2 separate regions of the Homo sapiens genome follow, and region 1 is linked to region 2. A link is an interaction called in ENCODE POLR2A ChIA-PET data of the cell type or tissue named here. Cell type or tissue: PC-9. All regions are shown on one strand. Links, peaks and the distances in the headings refer to the core of each region. The heading gives the core; the rest is flanking DNA.

The links. Peaks named below come from ENCODE experiments on the same cell type or tissue, not always from the same donor. Only the 100,000 strongest peaks of a DNase experiment are listed, where the experiment ranks them.
Region 1: POLR2A ChIA-PET joins it to region 2 with 18 read pairs; 1 of 35 experiments calls an interaction of 5 or more read pairs at or near these places.

What each region holds. Positions count from the first base shown.
Region 1 is chr16:24,523,552-24,529,199 of GRCh38, reverse strand. No RefSeq gene overlaps it. Among named protein-coding and RNA genes, the nearest start is that of RBBP6, 13 kb to the left of the region's middle. In PC-9, for the core only: no CTCF peak of the experiment used is centred there; DNase peaks (open chromatin) are centred at 2,829 and 3,789.
Region 2 is chr16:25,149,610-25,154,609 of GRCh38, reverse strand. It overlaps LCMT1 (leucine carboxyl methyltransferase 1), which reads right to left. Exons shown (of 11, transcript NM_016309.3): 5 at 2,995-3,056. Among named protein-coding and RNA genes, the nearest start is that of LCMT1-AS2, 3.1 kb to the right of the region's middle. In PC-9, for the core only: no CTCF peak of the experiment used is centred there; a DNase peak (open chromatin) is centred at 2,419; H3K27ac peaks cover 2,798 bases.

The DNA of each region.
Region 1 (5,648 bases), core at 290-5,289, 630 kb after region 2:
TTCTATACCCGAGGTAAAATTTAACTATACTTGCACAAGAATTCATGGAAGCTGTCTTTTTAAGACAAAAATCTGGAAAGCTTGGCATGGTGACACATACCTATAGTCCCAGCTACTCAGGAGGCTGATGCAGGAGGATTGCGTGAGCCCGGGAGGCCACCACTGCACTCCAGCCTGGGTGCCCAGAGGGAGACCCTGTCTCAAAAAAAAAAAAAAAGGCTGGGCATGGTAGCTCGTGCCTGTAACTGTAATCCCAGCACTTTGGGATGCCAAGGCAGGAGGAGGATTACTTGAGCTCAGGAGTTCTACATTAGTTTGGGCAACATGGTGAAATCCTATCTCTACAAAAAATGCAAAAATTAGCCAGGCGTGGTGGTGCTCACCTGTAGTCCCAGTTATTTGTGAGGCTGCAGTGGGATGATTGCTGGAGCCCAGAAGGCTGAAGGTGCAGTGAACTATGATAATCCCACTGCACTCTAGTCTGGGTGCCAGAGTGATACCTAGTCTCAAAAAAAAAAAAAAAAAAAAAAGCTGGAAACAACCCAAACACCCATCAACAAGAAAAGATTGTTGTTGTGGTCTATCCAGATAATGGGATATCATACAGCAGTGAAATAAATGAAATATAGCTACATGTAATAATATGGTGGTGAAATCTTTTTAGCTCATCTGGGTCCACAAAGCAAGTATCCAAAGATGACATAACTTTTTAATGAATTTCAAAGACGCATAAAACTGAGCAATACATTATTTAGCTAGGCATACCTCTTTTTAATTTAATTTTTTTTTTTTTTAGAGACAGAGTCTCGCTCTGTTGCCCTGGGTTCAAACAATCTTCCTGACTCAGCCTCCTGAGTAGCTAGGACCCACTCAGTTAACTAATTTTTTTTTTTTTTTTTTTTTTTTTTAGAGACAGGGTCCCACTACGTTGCCCAGAATGGTCTTGAACTCCTGGCCTCAGGGGATCCTCCTGTCTTGGCTTCTGGAAGTGCTGGGATTACAAGCAAGAGCCATGGCACTTAGACCTTAATACTTCTTTTAAAAGGGTGACTAAACAACACAAAATTCAGGGGCTGGGCATGGTGGCTCACACCTGTAATCCCAGCACTTTGGGAGGCTGAGGCAGGCGAATCTCTAGAGGTCAGGAGTTCGAGACCAGCCTGGCCAAAATAGTGAAACCCTGTCTCTACTGAAAATACAAAAATCAGTGGGGTGTGGTGGTGCTTGCCTGTAATCCTAGCTACTCCGGAGGATGAGGCAGGAGAATCACTTGAACCCGGAAGGCAGAGGCTGCAGTGAGCTGAGATCGCACCACTGCACTCCAGCCTGGGTGGCAGAGTGAGACTCTGTATCAAAAAAAAAAAAAAAAAAAAAAAGGCCGGGCGCGGTGGCTCATGCCTGTAATCCCAGCAGTTTGGGAAGCCGAAGCGGGCAGATCACCTGAGGTCGGGAGTTCAAGACCAGCCTGACCAACATGGAGAAACCCCGTCTCTACTAAAAATACAAAATTAGCTGGGCATGGTGGCACATGCCTGCAATCCCAGCTACTTGGGAGGCTGAGGCAGGAGAATCATTTAACCCCCCAGGAGGCAGAGGTTGTGGTGAGCTGAGATCGTGCCACTGCACTCCAGCCCGGGCAACAAGAGCGAAACTATGTCTCAAAAACAAACAAACAAACAAACCCCCACCAAACAAACAAAATTCAGGATGGTGATTACCTCTGAGATGGAAAGATGAGATAGGAGGAAACCATCCGATCCCTCCATGTCCCCTCCCAGAGATGTGAGTTGTTGGTAATGATGTTGTTCTTGGGTGAGTGAGTGAGTTCACAAGTGTTCATTATTTTACTATAAATAAATAAAGAAAAAATAATTAAACTAACAGAGAGTCATGCCTAGGGCAATGATGATGAGGTGTTACGACATTAGGATTATGATTAATTCATTTATGTTTTCCTGAGTTTCCTTCTCTCCCCCCCTCCACGAACCGACTGCCAGCAAAGCATCTTATAAACATTCAGACAGAAAAATGTAGTTCCTTTCAAAGAAACAATAATTAGGCTAGCTCCCTAAATCTAGTTAAGATTAGATTACTCTGATTAGATTAATCCAGATTAAATTTGGCTGATCTAGTTATTTACGGTTATGGCATTAGCTGGTGGTGTTTGTGTGTGTGTGTGTGTGTGTGTGTGTGTGTGTTTGTTTTTTGAGACAGGGTCTTGCTGTGTTGCCCAGGATGGAGTGCAGTGGCACAACCACAGCTTTCTGCAGCCTCAACCTCCTCGGCTCAAGCGATCCTTCTGCCTCAGCCTCCTGTGTAGCTGGGACCACAGGCACGTGCCACCACTCCTGGCTAATTTTTAAATTTTTTGTACGGGTGGGGTCTCACTATATTGCCCAGGCTGGTCTCAAACTCCTGGGCTCAAGTGATCCTCCTACCTCTGCTTCCCAAAGTGCTGGGATTCCAGGCCTGAGCCACTGTGCCCAGCAGCATTAGCTGTTTTTTCACTTAATGCCATAACCACAAATAAAACCCATTTTTTCCTTCTGCTTTAATAAGTTGGTTCTAGTTTCCTTGCATTAGGATCAGACCAGGGACTTGGCCATCAGACTTCAGGTGATGTGGGGGCCTGGAGTGAGGTATGCCATCAGTGACCTTCCATTATCTCATGTCCTCTAGCTTCATTCCACCCCATCACAGTGGGACTCAGAGGCTAGGAATGCTCTGGAAAGGTGGAGCCTCATAAAAGTGTCCGGCGTGTGGCCATTACATGTAGACAGGCATGCCAGTTTTGCTTTTTCTAGGAATTCAAGGCTTCAAGTAAACATGAAGGAGGGGCAGAAATGGGAGTGTTACTTGTGCCAGAGCCAAGGCAAAACAAAAGAACCTCCAAGAAGCTGCTTGGCTCTTGGGTGAATGTGACCTACTCATTCATTCCTCCAAATATGAAATACGTCATGAGTGCCAATGTGTGACAAGCCCTGAGAGGGAGCCAGGCAATCGGTGGTGATAAGATCAAAGCCCCTGCCTGCAGGGAGTTTTCAAAAAGTAAAGGGAGTCATGTCATTTTAGAGGCTGGGCTTGAATCCTGGCTCCAACACTTGCTGTGTGACCTTGGGAAAGTTATACAACTTCTCTGGCCCGTGGTTTTCTCCACGGTCAGCTTCACCGGCCCTGTGTGACTATTCAGAAGGGCTCTGTGCTTCAGTTAATGTTCTACTGTCACTGTCTTGACCTTCTTTAGAGCAGTTTAAACACTGGGGGCCAGGTACAGTGGCTCACGCCTGTAATCCCAGCGCTTTGGGAGGCCAAGGCTGGCGGATTACTTGAGGTCCGGAGTTCAAGACCAGCCTGACCAACATGGTGAAACCCCCATCTCTATTAAAAATACAAAAATTAGCCGGGCGTGGTGGTGTGCGCCTGTAATCCCAGCTACTTGGGAGGCTGAGGCAGGAGAATTGCATGAACCTGGGAGGCGGAGGTTGCAGTGAGCTGAGATTGCACCCACTGCACTCCAGTCTGGGTGACAGAATGAGACTCCGTCTCAGAAAAAAAAAATTTTTTTAAACATGTTTTTATTTTACTCTGAGTCCCTCAAATTATGTAGCTGGATTCGGTTTCTTGATTTGTGAAACAGGGCTAAAATAGTCCCTTCCTAGAAACAAAGTAGAATGGTGGTTTCCAGGGACTGGCAGTGAGGGGTGGGGAAGAAGGAAATGGGGAAATGGTATTCAAAAAATACAGAGTTTCAGTTTTGCAAGACAAAAATTCCTAGAGATCTGTTGCACAACAGTGTCAATATACTTAATACTACTGAACTGTGCACTTAAAAATGGTTGCGAGAATAAATTTTATGTTATGTGTAAAAAAATGATATGAAAGATAACAAAAGTACCTTCCTCATACAGCTGTTTTTGTTTTGTTTTGTTTTGTTTTTGAGACAAGATCTCATTCTGTCACCCAGGCTGGAGTACAGTGGCACAACCACAGCTCACTGCAGCCTTGACCTCCTGGGCTTAGGTGATCCTCCCACCTCAGCCTCCCAAGTGGCTGGGACTACAGGCTCATGCCACCACACCCAGCTAATTTTTTTTTTAGTAGAGATGGGATCTCACTATGTTGCCCAGGCTGGTTTCAAACTCCTGAGTTCAAGCTATCCTCCCACCTGTGCTGAGATTACAGGCATAAGCCACCATGCTCAGTCCTTCATAGAGTTTTTAAGGCAATTTAATGATCGTGCCTGGTACACAAGCACCACTTAGGGGTTGTTTGGGACATAAATTCATGTGGCATGTTTCTCTGAAGTGCTTCCAACTTGGTAAACCTAACACCAACAAAACAACACCTGCTTGCATTTACCATGCATTTTCTGTTCACCATACCCTGAGCCAAACACTTTTTACTGCACTGAATTCTTAAATCTTCCCAGCAACACTGTGAATCCATCCCAATATTATCCCATTTTATAGATGACGCAATGAAGTTTAGAGAGTTGAGGTCACACAGGAGCCATCATTTAAAATGGATGTGAGCTGGATGTGGTGGCTCATGCCTGTAATACCAGTGCTTTAGGATGCCGAGGTTGGGGGATTGTTTGACATCAGTTCAAGACCAGTCTGGGCAATAAGGTGAGATGCTGTCTCTACAACAACAACAACAACAAAAAAGTTACATTATAAAAACAAAACTAAACCAGAGACCAGGCACAGTGGCTCACACCTGTAATCCTAGCACTTTGGGAAGCCAAAGTGCTTGAGCCCAGGAGTTTGAGAACAGCCTGGGCAACAGTGAGACCCCATTCCCACAAAAAATACAAAAATTAGCTGGATGTGTTGGTGCATGTCTGTAGTCCCAGCTACTCGGGAGACGGAGGTGGGAGGATCGCTTGAGCCCAGGAGGTGGAGGTTGCAATGAGCTCTGATCTTGCCACTGCACTCTAGCCTGGGTGACAGAGTGAGACTCTGTCTCAAACAAACAAACAAACAAACAAAACAACATCAAAACCTCCAAGAAAACGGGATGTGTCTTGCCAGGGAGAGCAGTGTCTCCCCCACTCCACCAACTCTATTTTCCTGCATGTGGCTAACATTTCCCGTGGAGAACAGGAGCAGAGCTGGCCCTCTGTAAACAGACCAACATATCCCCTTGCGACAGTGAGTCTCCTATTATCTTTGTTTTTATCTTGTCTCAGCTTTGAGATAAGATTCCCAGAGGGCACAGACCTTGTCTGCCTCACCTGTGTCTTCCCTAAGCTCGTGGCAGGGGTTGGGGAATTATTTGTGGGGCCCCAGAATGACTCTTGATAAGTGGTTCTGTCTGGCTTCCGCAGCAGTGACAAGCTTGATAGATTAAAGCAGAGTGCTGGCCTGGAGTCTCCCCTCGCACTGCTGAACCTCCCTGGACGAAGTGCAGACGGGGAAGCCTTCGCTCATCTGGGTCATCTCTCAGGCTTTGTGAGTGATGCTGCCAGCAAATATCTGCCCCGCCCTCCTCTCCCCAACTCTGCAACCGGGGTTGCTGGTCCTATAGGCCTGGTGCTGTACTACAGGCTTAACAGGTACTATCTCACTTATCCTTGTGATGACCTGGTGAAGGAGGCCTGATTCTTCTCCCTGTTTTACAGAGGAAGAAACCCCGGGCTTACAGAA
Region 2 (5,000 bases), core at 1-5,000:
GAGGCTGAGGCAGGAGAATGGCATGAACCCAGGAGGCGGAGCTTGCAGTGAGCTGAGATCGCGCCACTGCACTCCAGCCTGGGTGACAGAGCAAGACTCTCAAAAAAAAAAAAAAAAAAAGAACACATCCATGTGTTATGAAGCGTTCCTATAAACTGAAAAGGAAAGAAACTACAAACTAATGGAAAAAGGAAATAAAAAAATTTACAAGAGGTCCCAAAGTCCAATAAAACGAAGGAAAGATGCTCCATCTCACTAGCATTCAAAGTTACATAATTTTTTTTAAATAATAGGGCATCAGCCAGGCCCAGTGGCTCACGCCTGTAATCCCAGCACTTTGGGAGGCCGAGGCAGAGGATCACGAGGTTAGCAGTTCGAGACCAGCCTGACCAACATGCTGAAACCCTGTCTCTACTAAAAATACAAAAAAAAATTAGCCAGGCGTGGTGGCGCGTGCCTGTAATTCCAGCTGTTTGGGAGACTGAGGCAGGAGAATCGCTTGAACCCAGGAGGCAGAGGTTGCAGTGAGCAGAGATTGAGCCACCACACTCCAGCCTGGGTGACAGAGGGAGACTCCATCTCAAAAAATAAAATAAAATAAAAATAATAGGGCATCATTTTGGCCTACCAGACTGGTAGAAATTTTTTCTTTTGGATAGACTCTCATCTCATGCTGTCACTCAGTCTGGAGTGCAGCGGCATGATCTCGGCTCACTGCAACCTCCGCCTCCCAGGTTCAAGAGAGTCTCCTGCCTTAGCTTCCCAAATAGCTGGGATTACAGGCGCCAGCCACCACACCCAGCTAATTTTTGTATTTTTAGTAGAGACGGGGTTTCATCATGTTGGCCAGGCTGGTCTCGAACCCCTGACCTCAGGTGATCCACCCGCCTCGGCCTCCCAAAATGCTGGGATTACAGGCGTGAGCCACCACACCTGGCCAGACTGGTAGAAAATTTTTTAAATCACAATATACCCAGTGTTAGGGTGTTATGGTTTGAATGTGTCCCTCCGAAGTTCGTTGTGTTGGAAATTTAATCCCCCATGCAACAGTGTTGAAAGGTAGGACCTTTAAGAGGTGATTCAGTCCCAATGAATGAATTAATGCCACTTGCTTGGGATTGGGATTGGGATTGGGAGTGTGTTCTGAGTCTGCACCCCTTCACCTCTCTCTCACACAGTCATGCTCTCTTGCCTTTCTACCTTCCTCCATGGGATGACACGGCAAGAAGGCCCTTGCCAGATGTGGGCCCCTCAACCTCAAACTTCTCAGCTTCCAGAACTGTACTAAGTCTCTGTTCTTTTTATAAAGTACCCAGTCCCAGGTATTCTGTTATAGAAGCACAAAACAAGCTAAACCAGAAAACTGGTACTGAGAAGCTGAGAAGAAGGGCTGTGGCTGTTAAGTACCTGAAAATGTGGAAGCAGATTTGGAACTGGGTAATGGGTAGAGGTTGGAAGAATCTGGAGGAGTGGGCTAGAAAAAGCCTAGACTCCTTGCCACCCCCGCCTCAGAGAACACTTTCCCTCCTCTCATGTCCCTGCTTGTTGTAATAAACCTGGCTCATCTAGTCACCTGATGCCCACGGTGTTACCTGTGCTGACTACTGGTGAAGGCTGTCCTCTCTGCACGATCTCTGACCTGAATTACTAATAAACCCCTTTAACTTCTCTCAGACAAAAACTGAAAACAAAGGAAGACTGTGGTAGAGACTGACCCATAATTTGAAAGGCTCAGAAATGAGAAAAGCATTGTTAAGACACAGTCATAATTAAAAGTTGAGGGAAAAAACGGAGAAAATTGACTGCCAGGGCCAAACAGGTAGCAGAATTGAGTGAAGCAGATCAAGTGTAAGATACCAGAGAGTCGTGGGGACAGAACTGGAGGATGGGCAACTCCTCTAACTGAGGCAGCCACTATTTAATTGTTCCCATGTAGAAATCGTGGTAATATTACATGGCCTAATGTTACCACGTCTTCTAGTTTTTTCCAAGAAAAGCTAGAAATCGAGATTTTTCATGAGAAGTCTATTTTTGAAATGTTGGCAACTAACTCAAGGTCTTTACAGAATGACTGAAGATTAGAGACCTAAGGACATCTAAAAAGACTCATTTAGAAAGTCGTTGAAAATTCCTTCATGGTAACCCCAAGTTTAAATGTATCGGCAAAAGTCTACTATAGACTAAAAATAAAATTCTAAGCTCCCCAGCCACCTGAACCAAGGGGACCCCAGAGTGACCTTGAAAACTGAGTTCTTGGCCACGTCAGGATGGGAGGTCAGATGCCTTCTCAAAACCCTTGCTCACTAACTGCCTGTAGGCGTTCTTCCCTAAGGGCTAAACAGCAACCAGCCCTTTCAAAAGACTACTGCTGCTGTCATCCAACCCAACTGCCTGACTGCTGCCCCTCTCTTTGGCCACTTTGAAATGGTCAACCAGCATTCCTTCCTGATGAGACCACAGAACAGGGAGTGGTTCTGGCCAGTCTCCGAAAGATGTGGGTTTTTGTGTCCTCTGCTTCACCTTTTGATGTCAGAGGGCCAAAACCTCCACCCTTGGATCATGCTAACACTGCCATTTTTTTATACATGGGACCTATGATGGGATGTGAAGCTCAACTGCACACATACACAGTTCGCCCTTCATAAATATTCATGATGACTCCTATAGCTTATTAAATATGTATGTTCACCCACCTGGCTGAGCATAAATTCCTCCTCCTTTTGCCCCTCCTTCAAAGTGTCTGTTGTTGACTTCTAGCAGGAGGCTGTGCTTCCCAGCCTGTTAGAATGGCCACCCTGCAGGCTCAACCCTGTCTGAGAAAGCAAGCTCTCCTTTCCTAATTTATGAACCTCGTCATTCTTCAGTTGACAATACATTGTATAACACCACACACACACACACACACACACACACCCAACACAAACCCCATCTTCAAAAAGGGGGTGGGAAGCAAAAATACTGATACAGTCCATTTTGCATTAGCTTGATACTTGCCCATCTGAAGTGTGTCCTCTGAATGCAGTTCTAGAATGGGGCTGGATAGGGGAGGCTTGCATCTATGGGAAGATGGGAAAGAGGAGAAAAATGAGTCTATTTGCTCCTCAATTTACTCATGAGCTCATTTACTGCACAAATGCAGACACTCACTACCAAAATGGCAAATATATATTTGCTATTGTTCAAAGCAGGGGCCCCTCTAAAAAGGGCTTCAGTTTAATTACTTTTGACCCTAAGCACATACGGTAAAACTTCAGTGGACACAGGTCTCAGGTGACATTGGCTAAGCATTACACTCAGCATTTGATGTCCAAATCACAAACTGATCATGAAGTATTTAGACTTAGAAATAGCTAAAGATAACCTAACAAGAATTTTTCAAATGTTCCAATGTTTTTTTGGGCCATCTCTAGTTTGCTGCCTATTCTCAATCAAACTTTTAAAGATACTTGTTATTTGTAACAGGTAGCCAGAAGAATTGACTCTTACACAAACTTGAAGTTCAGTAACATTTATGTGGGAACTACCCCAATCCAGAATAGGCAAAAAATCAGAAATCAGACACGCGTCAATATCCCAACAACCATAATCAAACACCAACACACTTTCTGTCCCCGGAAACCATCTCTGGACTTAACCTAGAGCCAGTTACTCTTATTCCACTCAGAGTTCTAACCAGCCAGTACTTTGCAGTTCCCAGAGCATCAGAATTGCCATTTATCACTTAAAAAGCATATTTAATATAAAATTAAATATATCAGGAAAGGGTGATCCATTATTTTCATGGATCTAGAAAAAATAAAGCTTGAAAATTATTTCCACTTTATAAGGATCAGACTTTTCTAAAGGACAGCTGAAACACTTAATGTTTACTCACATTTTTTTCAATATAAGAATTAGGGTTTTATTTAAATGACTAATTTAAAAGGGGGGATGGGGAGGGACTGTAGTTAAAACTATTAAGATGCGGGCCAGGCACAGTGGCTCACGCCTGTAATCCCAGCACTTTGAGAGGCCAAGGCAGGCAGATCACCTGAGGTCGGGAGTTCAAGACCAGCCCGACCAAAATGGAGAAAACCCGTCTCTACTAAAAATACAAAATTAGCCAGGCATGGTGGCACATGTCTGGAATCCCAGCTACTTGGGAGGCTGAGGCAGGAGAATCGCTTGCACCTAGGAGGCGGAGGTTGCGGTGAGCTGAGATCGTGCCATTGCACTCCAGCCTGGGCAACAAGAGCAAAACTCCGTCTCAAAAAAAAAAAAAAAAAAAAAAAAAAAACCAGAAAACTATGAAGATGCCTTGATCTTGAGCTTGAAGTCACAGTTTGAATCTCAGCTCCACCCTTTCCTAGATAAAAGACTTTGGGCAAATTAACTTCTTTAAGCCTCAGTTTCCTTATCTGCAAAAAGGGGATAACAGCAGCACTTAATTCATGAGTGTGCTGTAAGGACTGAATGAAAACAATCCAAGTGAAGCACTTAACATGGTACTAGGCTATGAAAGCTCTCAGCACACATTAGCAAACCTGTCATCTGCAACTCTGTAAACTCCTTGATACTAGACTCGGAATGGCCCCCATAATATGTCATCTATAATAACTAACTTCAGTCTTCCATTCATTCATTCATATACACAAAAACCCACTTACTGCACATCTATTCTGGACCAGGTAACCTACTTTTTTTTTTTTTTTTTTTTTTTGAGACAGTCTTGCTCTGTCACCCAGGCTGGACTGCAGTGGTGTGATCATAGCTCACTGCAGCCTCGACCTCCTGGGCTCAAGTGATCCTTCTATCTCAGCCTCCCAAGTAGCTGAGACTATAGATGCACCCAACATGCCTAGCTAATTTTTGTATTTTTAGTAGAGACGAGGTTTCACCATGTTGCCTGGGCTGGTCTCGAACTCCTGGGCTCAAGCAATCCACCAGCCTTGGCCTTCCAAAGTGCTGGGATTACAGGCATAAGCCACTGTGCCTGGGCAAGGCCAGGTAACTTTCTACAT